3 separate regions of the Homo sapiens genome follow, and regions 2 and 3 are each linked to region 1. The links are chromatin contacts, found by Hi-C or POLR2A ChIA-PET in ENCODE. All regions are on one chromosome and are shown on one strand. The core of a region is the stretch at or near the end of the contact, and the rest is flanking DNA. Distances in the headings are between cores, read along the strand shown. Region 1 overlaps PMFBP1 (polyamine modulated factor 1 binding protein 1). Region 2 overlaps ZFHX3 (zinc finger homeobox 3). Region 3 holds the start of ZFHX3-AS1 (ZFHX3 antisense RNA 1).

Evidence for each region. A loop is a pair of places that touch in the nucleus more often than their neighbours do. ChIA-PET counts read pairs that join two places held with the same protein, here RNA polymerase II (POLR2A). Pooled maps may share reads with other maps.
Region 2: a loop to region 1 is called in a pooled map, with 9 times the contacts of the local background. The contact joins two enhancer-like sites. A Hi-C loop is called at or near these places in 1 of 37 single-sample maps with no recorded cell type and 4 of 50 pooled maps.
Region 3: a map of IMR-90 shows a loop between it and region 1 (4-fold over the local background). The contact joins the promoter of ZFHX3-AS1 here to the enhancer-like site in region 1. A Hi-C loop is called at or near these places in 1 of 168 maps with a recorded cell type or tissue (IMR-90), 5 of 37 single-sample maps with no recorded cell type and 9 of 50 pooled maps. POLR2A ChIA-PET finds 5 or more read pairs at or near these places in 1 of 52 experiments (K562).

Annotation. Positions count from the first base shown.
Region 1 is chr16:72,123,298-72,128,342 of GRCh38, reverse strand. It overlaps PMFBP1 (polyamine modulated factor 1 binding protein 1), which reads left to right. Exons shown (of 21, transcript NM_031293.3): 15 at 2,211-2,375; 16 at 2,938-3,105; 17 at 3,409-3,576; 18 at 4,694-4,797. Among named protein-coding and RNA genes, the nearest start is that of DHX38, 32 kb to the right of the region's middle. RefSeq lists enhancers at 2,286-2,787, 3,332-3,391, 3,402-3,511. Within about 2 kb of position 2,907, at least 6 of the 41 ENCODE cell types and tissues checked have a DNase peak (open chromatin) inside an H3K27ac peak, as active enhancers do.
Region 2 is chr16:72,957,951-72,962,995 of GRCh38, reverse strand. ZFHX3 (zinc finger homeobox 3) reads left to right here. Exons shown (of 10, transcript NM_006885.4): 2 at 2,802-5,045. The coding sequence starts at 2,851. Among named protein-coding and RNA genes, the nearest start is that of ZFHX3, 88 kb to the left of the region's middle. RefSeq lists an enhancer at 1,220-1,720. Within about 2 kb of position 1,920, at least 3 of the 41 ENCODE cell types and tissues checked have a DNase peak (open chromatin) inside an H3K27ac peak, as active enhancers do.
Region 3 is chr16:72,662,873-72,667,917 of GRCh38, reverse strand. ZFHX3-AS1 (ZFHX3 antisense RNA 1) reads right to left here and starts at 2,785. Exons shown (of 4, transcript NR_171704.1): 1 at 2,585-2,785. It overlaps LINC01572 (long intergenic non-protein coding RNA 1572), which reads left to right and starts at 2,948. Exons shown (of 14, transcript NR_126330.2): 1 at 2,948-3,026. RefSeq lists enhancers at 2,987-3,046, 3,087-3,206.

The DNA of each region.
Region 1 (5,045 bases), core at 1,658-4,157:
GGGAACACTTCCAAAACTTGTCACAAAGCACAAAAAGGAGATGAAAGGGGGGACAGTTATTTTTCATTACACAAGTAAAAATGACAGAAAGGAGTAAATAGCATCTGACATATGCTAAGCACTGTGCTTGAATTCAGTCGTCATTTATTTGTCGTCCACTTAAGCTCTTTACATGGCTTCCATCTGCTTTACTGCCAAAAAGAAAGACATGATAGAGGAAAGAAAGATGGAGGGCCAAAGTCACTGACCAGCAAGTGATGGAATCAACCACTATTTGAACCTGAATTATCCAGCTCTAACACCTGTTCCCTTTCTCCCTCATCATAAGCAGCCATACTTTCTCCAGCTAAATCCATTCCATCTTTCTGGGCAAGAGAAAAATATAACACCTTGGTAGTTGGTCTCTTGGGCTACAAATGAAAGGCCAAGCAGCCCTTATTCCCTCATAATATAAAAATAAATCTTAAAGTAGTATGACTTTTCTAAGTATAAAAATAGCACTGCCCAGTAGAACTTGCTGCCTTTCTGTGATGATGGAAAAGTTGTATGTCTGAGCTGATGGAATGAATGTGAGAGAAAGTGAGGAATCAATGATGACTTCATGAAATTCACCTATAAAACCATCTAGACCTAATACCATTGACAGCAGAGAGAGTAGGTCTTTTATTAGAACTTTTACTAGAACTTCTTGGTTCTATAATTTACATACTTCTATATGTAGATTTTTAGAATCTTTCTCCAAGCTAAACCACTCATGTTAGCAAAAATTTTTAAAGCTTCCATTTTAGCTTCTAGCTTCACTGTAATTTTTTTTCACCATCCTCAGTTTTAGTGTCTTACCTCTATACTGACATTTCTCAGTTCAGCCATCATTTATCAAGCATTGACAGTGAATTATAGTTTCTCCAGTGATTCCTCTGGTTTACTGGGCAGACCCTGCTGACTCCATGTTTTTCAGAAGTCCCCAGAAAAGATGCACTTCTGTTTTCAGAAGACCAAATTATTTCATCTTTAGGAATAGTTTCACCACCAGGGCATGTAAAATATGGTGTCAGAAGTCCAATTTACCACTTTTCATCTCACTAATTCCCAGGGCCAGAGGTACTCAAAATTGTATCTGAAAAAGTAATAAACTTGAAGCACTGATCAGTTACTGGAGATAAAACAAGAAAACCCAAAAGAATGTGTTTCTGTGTGCATGGCCACTTTCAGATGCAGGTGTGCTAGAATACCAAAGAATACAAGTCAGGCATATGAATTTCTGAGGTCTCCCTCTGGCTTCCAGACTCAGAAGCAGATCTCTGTCCTGTACTTAAAGTATATAAGAAGGCTAGTTTCTGTGTGTGTCTGTGACAGTAACTCATAGTCGTATAGTAAAACAAAGCCCTTTTTACACATATCACCTCATTTGATCATCATAAAAACTCCACGAAACAGTTAAAATGATTTCAATTTGTGGAAGCAGAAACTGAGGCTAGAGAAATAAGTAAATGATAGAACCTGGACCTCAACCCAGATTTTTCTGACTCCAGATCCCAACTTCCTTTTAACTATACCATGAATACTCATTACGATGTTGAAAACAGACTTCAGTTTTTAAACACACTTCTACCAGAACTACATGTTCCCTAACATGTTGATCAATTGATCCCTAACTCCAAAAATGCAATATTTCACGTGACAGAACAAAGACCATTTTTGAGCATTTCCTGAAACTCTGTCATGTGCCATGCCCTGAGTTACAGCAATGGGGAAACAGCAGGAAACAAAACACAGGCACAGTCCTGCTTTCTGGCACATCAAGTCTAGTGAATTACATCAGGAACTAAGTGAGGCATAAAACACAAAGGACATGTTGTTATCATGTCCACTAACCTCAAATCGGATTCCAGGTCTTTATCAAAGGCTGCAGAGTATGTGAAAGGGACTTTTTTGTGTACTTGGCATATCATGCCCCAGCACCGCTGGTACTCCTGCTGTTTGAGGGAAATGCTAACTAGAAAGAGAGATGTGGCTGAGGGGTGCAAAAGAGCCTGGAAAGACAGCTCTACCTTTTACAGTGGTGAAGTGAAGATGTGAGTGTTAACACGGACTCTGCAGGTTGCTGCAGACAGGAGAGAGCTTGGCTCTTGTTCATTTCCTATAGGCACAGAGAATGCCTCTATGACCCTGACCTGGCACCCTGACAGTTCTGCTCTCCCTCCTTAAAGATAGCCCTTCAGAAGGAGTCCTTAATGAGCCTGCAGGCCCAGCTGGACAAAGCTCTGCAGAAGGAGAAGCACTATCTCCAGACTACCATCACCAAAGAAGCCTATGATGCATTATCCCGGAAGTCAGCCGCCTGCCAGGATGACCTGACACAAGCCCTCGAGAAGGTGAGGCCACACCCTCTAGTCTCCAGGGCTGTTTTCAGGCAAGGAAACGTCAAGGTAGCGGGAGAAGCACAGGAGCCAATTTCCTGCCTATTGACTGTCAATGGGGCCATCTCAAACCCTTGTGTGGGCTGGGATGTCTGTGCAGAGAAGGCCTGCTTCCTCTTTGTGAGGCTTGGAGTTGGGTGGAGGGCGGAGGAAGAGGACAAAGATCAAAACCAAATCTAGCAAGCCTTTCTGCCCATGGGTGACTCGGGGGCAAGGTTTTCCCAAAGTCTGGATTGTCAGGGAAATTCATGCCCCATCCTGTGCTGATCATGGCTGGCCCATCAATTCATGGGATTGGAAAGAGAAGAAATGGAGGGAGTGGGTAGGAAGGAGAAAGCAGGGTGCAGAAAACCAACCACTGTCATTTCCCACCCCTCTCTGGGAGACTAGGCAAGGTGACCGTCCGTGTCACCCTGGGCAGAGGACAGGAAGGGACTGGAACCCTCCTCCATTCAGGACTCAGCAGAGAGGGTCAAAGTCTCTGACAGCCATTCGTCCTCTTTGTCTTTTCCGGAAGCTCAATCACGTGACCTCAGAGACAAAGAGCCTGCAGCAAAGCTTGACACAGACCCAAGAGAAGAAAGCTCAGCTGGAAGAGGAAATCATTGCTTATGAGGAAAGGATGAAAAAGCTCAATACGGAATTAAGAAAACTGCGGGGCTTCCACCAGGAGAGTGAGCTGGAGGTGAGGAGCTGCCAGGGGCTTGGGCTGCCTTCCTGGTAGGGGTCCACAAGGTCACCTCTTGCATCCAGAATTATTTAGCACTAAGTCATTCCCTTGGGCTGCTAGGTTCCCTCCACTTTCTTGGCTCCCTGAACTTCAGACAGAGGCAGCAAAGATCGGAGCATGGGTGCCCTCTGCTGGCCACTGAGAAGAAAATACCCCCAACACGTATCCCAAGGCCCAGGAAGCACCCTCTGGCCTTGTGGGTCCTGCGGTCAGGGAGGCCAGCTGGAGTCCCCCTCCTCACTTTGCTCTCCTGAGTAGGTGCACGCCTTTGACAAGAAGCTAGAGGAGATGAGCTGCCAGGTGCTGCAGTGGCAGAAGCAACACCAGAATGACCTCAAGATGCTGGCAGCCAAAGAGGAGCAGCTCAGGGAGTTCCAGGAGGAGATGGCCGCCTTAAAAGAGAACCTCCTTGAGGACGATAAGGAGGTGGGCATGCCTTGGCTTCTGCGTGCCTCCTCTCAGTGCCTCCAGGCACATCCTATGACCACCCAAATGCCAGACAGCCCTTGGTGGGGGTGGGAGAGCCTGGGAGCAAAGGAAAGGTCACCCCCTCCATTTAGCACAAAGCAAGAGCCACAGCTGCTGGTTCAACCCACCTGTGTTCTTGTGGCTTTGTTGATAGATACTGAGCAGAGCGAAGGCCCCATTCTAGAGAAGAGACTGTCAGGTACACCAGCTACCCCTGACCTAGTCCACTGGGTCCCCTTCCAGAGTACATCCTGACACTTTTGGCAGCCCTGGACCCTACAGTAGAATGGACTAAGTGACCTTCTGGGCTTGTCCCAGGCCCACCTCCCTGAGCAGTGAAGTTCATGGCAGGAGGCCGCAGGACAGCTCAGGTGGCCACTGGGCCTTTGCTCGAATTACAAAGAAGGCATCTTAGGCCGGGCACAGTGGCTCATGCCTGCAGTCCCTACACTTTGGGAGGCCAAGGCAGGAGGACTGCTTGAGTCCAGGAGTTTGAGACCAGCCTGGGCAACATAGCAAGACCTCATCTCTACAATAAGTTTAAATGTTAGCTGAGCATGGTGGCCTATGCTTGTGGTCCCAGCTACTCGGCAGGCTAAGTGGGAGGATAGCTTGAGCCGGGGGGGAGGTTAAGCTGCCATGAGCCGTGATCATGCCACTGCACTCCAGCCTGAATGACAGAGCAAGAGTGTCAAAAAAAAGAAGAGAGAAAAAGAAGGCATCTCTTCCTCTTCCTCCAGATGTTTTTCTTCCATCTGTTGGAAAATTGGCTTAGCATACTTCTTTTTTAGGAGTCACTTTAATGCCTTCACACTGAAAACCGTGATTATAAGTGTACAAATCTACGTGTCTCTGCCATAAATGGTGCCTTCTCAGAGATGTCACCTTTGTGTGAGATGCCACCCGCACAAGCCAGAGGGGGAGGTCTGGTGGCAACTCCACAACTCTGGCCTCGGGTTGGACAGCAGAGTCAAGTTTTCTTTTCCCAGGGAGATAGAAGAGGCCTGACTCGGAAGGAGGGCTGACAGGCCTGTGCTCCCACCTCTGACTGTCTCGTTTTCTTCTTGTACCCAAGCCCTGCTGCCTGCCCCAGTGGTCTGTGCCCAAAGACACCTGTAGGCTCTACCGAGGGAATGATCAGATTATGACCAACTTGGAGCAATGGGCAAAACAGCAGAAGTGAGTATGGGAGGAAAAAGGGAGGCAGGGTCCGAGGCCTGGACTGAGCCGAGGAGCCACATGCGTGCCAAAGATTAGTCACACACACCCCTGCACTCCTGGAAAACAGATCCAGTCTCAGCCCACACCCAAGGGATGGAAATAAGATGGAGAGGAGGGCTCAACCCTTCAGGCAGGCCTGGAAAGCCCTCTGCTGAGCTGGAAACAGCGATGGCAGGAAGGAAGGGGTGCTTTGCTCGGCAGCAAGA
Region 2 (5,045 bases), core at 671-3,170, 840 kb before region 1:
AACAGAGCGAGAGAGAGCCGGCTGTTGCGGGGGAGTGGTAGATGCCCTGAGACCCTTGAGCCACAGGATGTGGCGGATTGGGGAGACTTCTTTACCTCTGTGCGCGCGTCCCCCTCTTCTCCATCTCCATCCCTGCACCTCCCAGGGACCACAGGGAATCTAAGACTGACCTTCCCTGGTTACCTAGCAATACAGGTACCAAGGACAGAAGAGCTGTGCTTGGTACCTGTATTGGTGAAGATGGAGTGAAGCAGAGAGTGTCTTAAGTTTAATGCATGGTCCCTGAGGATGGTGTGAAAATGCAGATTCTGATGGGGCAGGAGGAGACAGTGCATGTCTCTTAAGCTCCCCGGAGAGGATAATGCTTCAAGTCCACAAACCACGCTTGTTTGGCAAGGCTGCAAACGGGCCTGTTTGTCACAGCTGGTGCGCATGGAAAGGAGGCCCAGGGGAGGTAGCTTGGGTCCTGCAGTGGGTTCCTCCTCTCCGACCCGTGTCCTCATGGCTGCTGCTCCCCGTGAATGGGTGGGCTCTAGTGTCACCACCACAGGGTCACCAGCCACCATCATAGGTGGGTACAGTGTCATTCTTTCCTGACATCTTCCGCTTTGGAGTAGAAAACAAAGTAAGGGAGGTTTTAAAAGTCCCAGCCTCTTGGCTGGATAGTTTGTGGAAGAGGAGGAGGAATAAGAGGAGAACGGAGCAAGAGAAGCCCACCAATTAATTGGTAAACGCTTGCAGGTTTCTCTGGCCCAGCCCAGGCTGGAGAGGAGATTGGCTTTGCTGTCGATAAACAAGTCCCTGGTGCAGCATCAAAGCTGTTCTGCTTTATCAATCGTGGCCCCCCCTTCCCGCATGTTCCTGTAACTTACCAAGCATTTATGACATTGATTTTACAATCGGGCTGTTAACCCTCCCGCCCCTTCAGGCCTGCCAACCTTTTTGGCCCAAGCTATCAATCAGATGTCATCCAGCCAATCAGAAGCATCCCTAAGAAGAGCCGCCCTGCAGTCTCACCTGTATCCCGGCTCAGCCTTGCGAGGAAGTCCCATTGCGTTTGCTGTTTGGTTTGGTTTGGTTTGGTTTGGTTTGGTTTGGTTTGGTTTGGTTTACTGTAGTCATCTCTGTTTTAAGTCAGTATGTCCTTTCTAAGGCTCATGGAACTTTGTGGTTGCAAAATCTGAAGTTATAAATGGAGAGATAGGGGTATGTGTTTGCATGTGTGTATTAGACACATCATAGCTTTATTCTTCCAAAAAGTTATTTCTCCCTGAGACTTCTGGTAAACCTGCCTTCCCCAGTTTTTCCCGAGGGGGAGCTGTTGTCTCATTGTGCAGTCAATAATCAAGAAATGAAAAAAAAAAAAGATTGAGAAGATAGGGGCTGTCAGGGAGGGAAGTGAGATCAAACCTGGCCGAAACCTTCACCGGCTGAGTGTGAATGAGATGGTGGGTGGAGGAGCAGCCACATGTTCTCCAGGAGGAGCAGCAGGGGAATGGTGGCTGGGGACCTACGGGCAAAGGATCAGGGCTCTGCGAGGTGCTGAGCTGCCTGTAGGAGCAGGGCCAGACGGAATGATCGCCCCTGCGATGATATTACTGCAGGAGCAGAGCGGCCGTGATCCGATGCCTCCCTCCCCAGGGACATGAGGTCTCAGAGGGCACATTCAGCTCAGTGGCACTTTGGAGTCGGAAATGGAAAAGCCCCAGGGCTGAACGACAGCTGGTTGGGTAGCGACTAATAACTAAGAGGCAGGTGTGGAGCTGGGGCTCGCCGAGCCCAGCTGCCGTCTCGGCTTGCTGCTCAGATCCTTGATAGCAAAAACCACCAGGCACGTGGGGAACGCACTCCCTCCAGCCAGGGCCAGATAGAAGCTGCTGGAGGGGGTGTTGGCAGATCCAGAGTCTGGTCCATTCCTGCTGGAAATACCAAGCTCACGTTTTGCACCTACGTAGTTTTAGTCTGAAGTCAGCTAGAGTCACAGGCCAGGGAGCTTGACTGGTATGGGTGGAGGAGACAGGAATCTGGGGACCCATCTTTTCTTCTGTTTCATGGTGGTGAGATTAGCACTGAGCCAGTTTTTAGATTGAAGCCCCTCTGTTTTACTGCTTGTAAAATGGGACTGACGCCTCCCAGATCTGGAGAGGACTTTTCGGAGTGTGTCTAGTCCTGTACACCTGCCCTGTGAACCTCAGGGTCCTCACCCGCCTTCTTTGAACTTCTCAAACTAGAACCATGGTCAGTAAAAGCGACGGCTGCAATTGTTCTAAATCCATGAGCGTTATCCCACTTTACCGTCCTTTTTCCAGGGACATTGAACCTCCCTCTTCTCAGCCCTCCCCTGTGTTCCCCTGACCCACAGACAGTGCGCGGAGTCGGGGCTGACTTCGTGTGAGCTGTCCATAAGTGGTAGGGCTGTGGCTGTGACCTCGTAGAGGGCTGGAGAGATGACGCGTCCGTTCTCCACTGTGGCCCATCGAAGCTATGCTGGCAAAGAATGGAAATTCCCGCTAGTCTTCAGGGGCAGAGCGGTGACAATTCGAAGCCGAAGAGGGCTGTTCCTGGCCTTCTTTCCCCATATCCCTCGCTCAGGCTGTTGACCCGGCCATGCCACCCCTGTGTGCTGGACCGTGTGGGGCAGTGTCCCCAGGCCCGCCCTCCGCCCTGTGTCTCTGTGTTGTGGACAGAAGCCTCTTAGAGCGCTCCGTGCGGTAGGACCTCAGCCTCGGCCCTCCTAACCTCTTTCCTTTCTCTCTCTCTTTCCCCTCTCTCCCTCCTCCCCCCTTGCCTCTGCCCTTCAGGTCCGAGCCTCCGTACTGGGTGCAATGAAAGCTCCACGCAGGCCTTACCATGGAAGGCTGTGACTCGCCCGTCGTCTCGGGGAAGGACAATGGGTGCGGTATCCCTCAGCACCAGCAATGGACTGAACTCAACAGCACCCACCTCCCTGACAAACCCAGTAGCATGGAGCAGTCCACAGGCGAGAGCCACGGGCCCTTGGACAGCCTGAGGGCCCCCTTCAATGAGCGCCTCGCGGAGAGCACCGCGTCGGCCGGGCCCCCCTCCGAGCCCGCCAGCAAGGAGGTCACCTGCAACGAATGTTCGGCCTCCTTTGCCAGCCTCCAGACCTACATGGAGCACCACTGCCCCAGCGCGCGCCCCCCGCCACCCCTGAGAGAGGAGAGCGCCAGCGACACCGGTGAGGAGGGGGACGAGGAGAGTGACGTGGAGAACCTGGCCGGGGAGATCGTCTACCAGCCGGACGGCTCCGCGTACATTGTGGAGAGCCTGAGCCAGCTGACCCAGGGCGGGGGCGCCTGTGGGAGTGGCAGTGGCAGTGGGCCTCTCCCCTCGCTTTTCCTGAACTCTCTCCCTGGCGCGGGGGGCAAGCAAGGGGACCCTTCGTGTGCTGCACCCGTGTACCCGCAGATCATCAACACTTTCCACATAGCCTCATCCTTCGGGAAATGGTTTGAGGGCCCAGACCAGGCTTTCCCGAATACCTCAGCCCTGGCGGGGCTCAGCCCCGTCCTGCACAGCTTCCGCGTGTTTGACGTGCGACACAAAAGCAACAAGGATTACCTGAACAGCGACGGTTCTGCCAAAAGCTCCTGCGTATCCAAAGATGTTCCCAACAATGTGGACCTGTCCAAATTCGATGGCTTTGTGCTCTATGGCAAGAGGAAGCCCATCCTGATGTGTTTCTTGTGCAAACTCTCCTTTGGGTACGTCCGTTCGTTTGTGACCCACGCGGTGCATGACCATCGAATGACCCTGAGCGAAGACGAGCGGAAAATTCTTAGCAATAAGAACATCTCCGCTATCATCCAAGGGATCGGCAAAGACAAGGAACCCCTTGTAAGTTTTCTGGAACCAAAAAACAAAAACTTTCAACACCCTTTAGTTTCCACAGCTAACCTCATAGGCCCCGGACACAGTTTTTATGGTAAATTTAGTGGCATTCGAATGGAAGGGGAGGAAGCTCTCCCAGCGGGCTCCGCCGCTGGCCCCGAGCAGCCCCAGGCTGGTCTCTTGACCCCCAGCACCCTGTTGAACCTTGGCGGGCTCACCAGCTCGGTACTGAAGACCCCCATTACCTCAGTCCCCCTGGGGCCTCTGGCTTCCAGTCCTACCAAATCCTCAGAGGGCAAGGACTCTGGGGCGGCAGAAGGAGAGAAGCAGGAAGTGGGCGACGGGGATTGCTTCTCTGAGAAGGTAGAGCCAGCCGAAGAGGAGGCGGAGGAGGAAGAGGAGGAGGAAGAGGCGGAGGAGGAGGAGGAAGAAGAGGAGGAGGAAGAAGAGGAGGAGGAAGACGAGGGTTGCAAAGGACTCTTTCCAAGCGAGTTGGATGAGGAACTGGAGGACAGGCCCCATGAGGAGCCTGGGGCCGCAGCAGGTAGTAGCAGCAAAAAGGACCTTGCTCTCTCAAACCAAAGCATTTCTAACTCCCCCTTAATGCCTAACGTGCTCCAGACCCTGTCGAGGGGCACAGCTTCTACTAGTTCTAATTCTGCTTCTTCCTTTGTTGTCTTTGATGGTGCGAACAGGAGGAATCGTTTAAGCTTTAACAGTGAGGGCGTCAGGGCCAATGTGGCAGAGGGCGGCAGGAGGCTGGACTTCGCTGACGAAAGTGCCAATAAAGACAATGCCACAGCACCAGAACCAAATGAAAGCACAGAGGGTGACGATGGGGGCTTCGTTCCCCATCACCAGCACGCTGGCTCCCTCTGCGAGCTTGGGGTTGGGGAGTGCCCCTCGGGGAGTGGCGTGGAGTGCCCCAAATGCGACACGGTCCTGGGCTCCTCCCGCTCGCTGGGCGGCCACATGACCATGATGCATTCTCGTAACTCGTGTAAGACACTCAAGTGCCCCAAGTGCAACTGGCACTATAAGTACCAGCAGACCCTGGAGGCACACATGAAGGAGAAGCACCCGGAGCCGGGGGGCTCCTGTGTCTACTGCAAAAGCGGGCAGCCCCACCCCCGGCTGGCACGAGGCGAGAGCTACACGTGTGGTTACAAGCCTTTCCGCTGCGAGGTGTGTAA
Region 3 (5,045 bases), core at 1,536-4,035, 540 kb before region 1:
TTAATAAATGATCTCAAAAATAGGTCCTTGTAACTCTAGGATATATGTAGCCAAACGTATGGATCTTAATCCCTGCATGGCACTTAGTACAGTTCCTTTAACACAACAAGTACTCAATAAAAAAAGCTGTGCATAAACCAATGGGGTCTGGGAAAAATGTATTTGGATATGCAATAAAAATACTTAATATGTCCAATATCCACCATCAGGTTATGATTCCAAACGAAGTAACATGGTGGTGGTTTTTGCAAACTGATAACCTGTAAGTCAAAACCAGCCAAACTGTTTTGTTTGGATGGCTCGGGTGGGGATGGAGGGTTGTTTACAATTTTAATTTGAATGTCTTCTGTCTGGGCAAATATACTTTGAATTGCCACAGGCCCTACCACTTCCTATTATCTTACACTAATCTGACTTACACATTTATGCTATCTATAGGTCTAAAAATGGGAGTTCTGAAAGGTGACAGATAATTGCTCCCAATCATTTCTGCTTTTTGAGTCTTGGCTACTGTTATGGCCTTGAGTCTCCCCAAAAGTTATATGTTAAAGGTGTAACCCCTAGTACTTCAGAAAGTAACCCTATTTGGAGATAAGGTGTTTGAAGAGGTAATTAAGCTAAAATGAGGTCTTTAACACGGGCCTAAATCCAGTAGGGTTGGTGTGCTTACAAGGAAAGAAAATTTGGACACAGGTGTGCACACACATGGAGAAAACAGCACATGAAGACAAAGAGATGAGACAGTGATCTGAGTCAAGGACAGAGACCTCAGAAAGAAACCAACCCTGCTGATACCTTGATCTTGAACTTCTAGCCTCCAGAATTGTGAGAAAATAACTTTCTGTTGTTTAAGCCACCTAGTCTGTGGCATTTTGTTATGTTTGCTCTAGCAAACTAATATGGATCTCAACTATATTTAGTATTAATCTTGGCAGTTTTACATCAAAACTTATTTGTTCAAGTCTGTCTGCCAGGTACATGGTGAACACAATTCTGAGTAGTTTAGGGTTTAGATGATGCAAGTTATATGTAAGATATATTCATAAACATAAATAAGAAACATTATAAAGAATACAAAAAAATGCCAAATAAAGACTATTATAGGCATTCAGGAGGGAGAGAGGTGACTATGGACTAGGTCACAAAAGATTCACAATTTGACCTGGGTCTTAAAAGCGTAAGTAGGATTCAGCCAAGCTGAGGAGAGAGGACATCAAGGAGATAACAGTGAACAATGCCAAATACATGTCTACTACCGGAGGAAATTTATTTTTCTCCTTTTAAGTACCTCTATGTTCAAGTTTCTTTTCTGTGCTTTCTAACCTCTAAGATCACTATATATTTTTAAATGAATGGTGTAAGTCCTTACAAAATTTAGGCATTTTTTTTTCTTGTCAGATAAATAACAGTTCAACTGACTTTGTTCAGTACAACACTGACATCCAAAGGATACTCGGGTTCATCTGAAGGCCTCTTGGGCTTCTGCTGAGTTGGTTTGATTTTCAAATGGTCTATGTAGGCAGTAAGCTGCTCATGGAACATTCTCTTTTGAAACCCTGGGCATTTTTTGATCTCTTACCCATTTATCAAATCTCATCACATTAAATGGCTCCACAATGCAGGTGGCCTGTGTTTTCCTAAGTGCCTCCTCTTCTTAAGAATGTATTACTCAGTTCATTAATGTTTCATACTTAAGTATTCTGTGTATTTAATTTTTTATTTAATGAAATTTCTAACCTTCAGGCTGACGAATTATTCAGAATGTTTCATCCAAGCTGTTGGAAAAGTGCTCATTAGCAGGGAGTTTTGAAGATGGAATTTTAAGAAAGGGGTTGGCAGGATCCCAAACACATATAGATCTAAGCTTTCATAAATGCTTCCCTACCTTAGCTATGGAGGAAGAAATTGTTGATAAGCAGATAAGTTTTGCTTTAGTTTTTACATTTTAGTGACAATAACAATGATTTCTGTGGTCTGATAAAAGATGTTCGTTTAAAGAGTTATCTGCAGAAAGCTGTGTGGTCACTAATGTTTACTTTCATTGACAAATGAGATCGTCTTGTGTGGGACTATCATCATCAAATGAGACACAACTGAAACTAAAGCAGCCATGCTTACCATTCGGTTTAAAATTTTTAAAATTAAAATAATGCTCCTAACGAAAGGAGTCTCAGCTGAATTAGTTTGAGTGTTGGCATGGACTGGGCTCAAATCACCTGCTCATCTTTAACACCTGCCTTCAGATTTATGGGCGATTAAGAACTTAAGTCTGAGAACCTATGAGACTGTCACAGAAAATAAAATTTCAGTTCTTCGTCCATTAACTGGTTCAGATGAAATTTGGGGTCAGAAACAACCAGAACGTTAAATTTCATTGTAAACTTAAATCGCATTCAATGGTTAAAGACTACAAAATGTATGTAGTGCAGTTAAAAAACCTCACACAGCAAGAGGTTATTGAATGTTTAAAGATCCAAAATTTCAACTTTTTGTGGTTAAGTACAGTTATGTTGGGTAACAAAGTTGACAGCAGGTTTCTGTTACCCCCCTGTTGGAGGAGGAGGAGGCGCTACCACACGCTTACCTTAGGGAAATAACGTGCACTTTATAACCGTTCAGGTAAATCGTTGGGTGAGAAAGAAGAATAAAGGACACAGCCGGTGGAGGGACCCCAGCACACAGTCCCGTGGGTGCTCCGGAGGAAACGGCCGCAGCCCCAAATCTCCTAGTCTCTCTAGCAGGGAGTTTTCCCGCGGAGTCTCGCCTGGCGGCCGGAAGCCACCTCAAGCCGCCCACCCGGAAGCCGTCGTCTTGGCAACTGGGTATCGTCCCACCCCCTTTTCTTAGCAACGCCTATCGCCTTAGACGTCTGAGGTCAGCCGAGCCTCGATTGGTTCCTCTGTCTTTCACTCTGGGAGACGTTTGAGACCCAGCGTCTCTAGATCTCGTATTTGAATTTGTGGCGCTTGGTGTCCGCGAGTTGCCGAATGAAGCTGAGCGTCTCAGTGGAACCAGGGATCTCAGGGGTGAGCGACCGCGAGGGGAGAGCGACGAAAAGGGCGGCCGGAGCTGGAGGGGCGCGGAGTTAAACAAAAAAGGGCGGCCGGAGCTGCAGGGGCGCCGAGTTAAACACGTCATTTCCAGATGGGGGGCTTCAGGCGAGCTGCTTAGCTCCCCTGAGGCAGGCCCTCCGTCTGTTCGCCTTTTCGTAGCCTCTGAGTTTTTCCCTCACGTCGTTTTCCGGCAGTCCCAGAGACGCCACGCCTGCCCCCGTTCTGTTGCCCCTGATGGAAGGCTCCTCTTAACGCTACCTTCCCTCTTTCACAAAATGTCTCTCAGCTTCCTTATTTCGACGTGCTTACACCTCCCCCAAGTATAATTCACTCCCCACTGATGTCTTTGGTAGTTTCATCCTCGTCTTCATCACTAATACTATGAGACACGGGGTGCGTGCACTTGACGATGTAGAAAAATGGTTTTCGCGCAACCTGGTGAGCGTCCCACACCTCACAAATTGAATCCAAAAAATTCCTTATTCATAAAAGATGCTGCTGTCCTACTCTTCCCGACCGGGAATATCATGACGTGGAAAGCAGCAAGTGACAGCGTTTTATAAAGCGCTACAAAAGTAAGCTATTGATGCGTTCACATCGGAAACATAATTGTTTTGTTTTCGGTCGGACCCTCTGGATCCATAGGTTTCGTATTGGGTTTATGGATACTGTTCAGACTTTGAAATGAATAATGCCAAAAGTTACGTTGGAGGACAAACTGAGGATTGATCCCAAGCACAAAAGTAACCACTGATTAAAACCTTCTCTTCATTAACCTTTAGCTTCTTTGTCTATTGTGATACTTCTCCCACCCCGGTGGATTTAATTTCCATTGAGATTTATGAACATTTTAGGAGTTTACAGTCTAAATAGACAGCTTTCCCCACCTCTCCTGTATATGACCATGAAAATCCTCTATTAACTTTCCAGTTTGATAATGCAGTATGAGCTTCTATATGCTTAGCCTCTAGAACAGAGATTCTTTTGGGGGTGGGGGGTCTTAGTCCTGTTTAAGACCCAGAGGAAAACCTTGGAGCTTTTCTCCAGAATATGACACATACACACAAAATTTTGTATTAGTTTTAGAGAGTTGTATTTTGTTTTAGTAGAAAAGAGATCTGACTTTGTTGCTCAGACTGATCTCCAGTGTCAGCCTCCCAAAGGGTTGGGATTACAAGCGTGAGCCGCCGAGCCCAACCCTGTTTTAGGGAGTTTTAGATTCTGTTTTGAAATGTGGATATTAGTGGGACCCCAGTCCAATTCTACACGTTTATTTATATATATACACACACGTATGTCTATATATATAATTATATATATTTACATAATATATATCTATGTATATAATTTTTTTAAGTAGAAATAAGCAGCGAAACAGTGTTTTAACTTCTACCGAATGGCTGTCATTTCTTAGTTTTAAGACTTGTAGTTCGGAGGGAGGTGGAATGAGAAGGCTGAAAATTTTACATGAGCTCTGATTTAAGGATATTAGAAAAGTCATTTCTAAGTGTGGCGGTCCACGCCTGTAATCCCAACCAACACTTTGGGAGGCTGAGGTGGAAAGACTGCTTCAGCCCAGGAGTTCGAGACCAACCCAGGAGTTCAAGACGATAGTCGGACCCCATCTCTACAAAAAAATTTTAAAATTAGCCAGCCGTGGTGGTGTTCGCCTTGCTCCCAGCTACTCAGGAGGCTGAGGTGGGAGGATCACTTGGGCCGGGGAATTCCAGGCTGCAGTGGCCAATGATCGTGCCTATCTCCAAAACAAACAAACAAAAAACAGAGAGATAAAGGTAGTAAGGTAGTATATGAGCACAGGGGCATACCAAAAAATAAGTTCACAAGGTATTGCATCCAGAGTCTTTTTGAATTAACAAGAAATAGGAAAATTCTTGATCAACATGAAGAGTGAAAATAGTTTGTGTGCCTTAATTTTTTGGATGTTTTATATTAAAATAATTTTATGGTGAATTCTACCAGCATATACCTGAA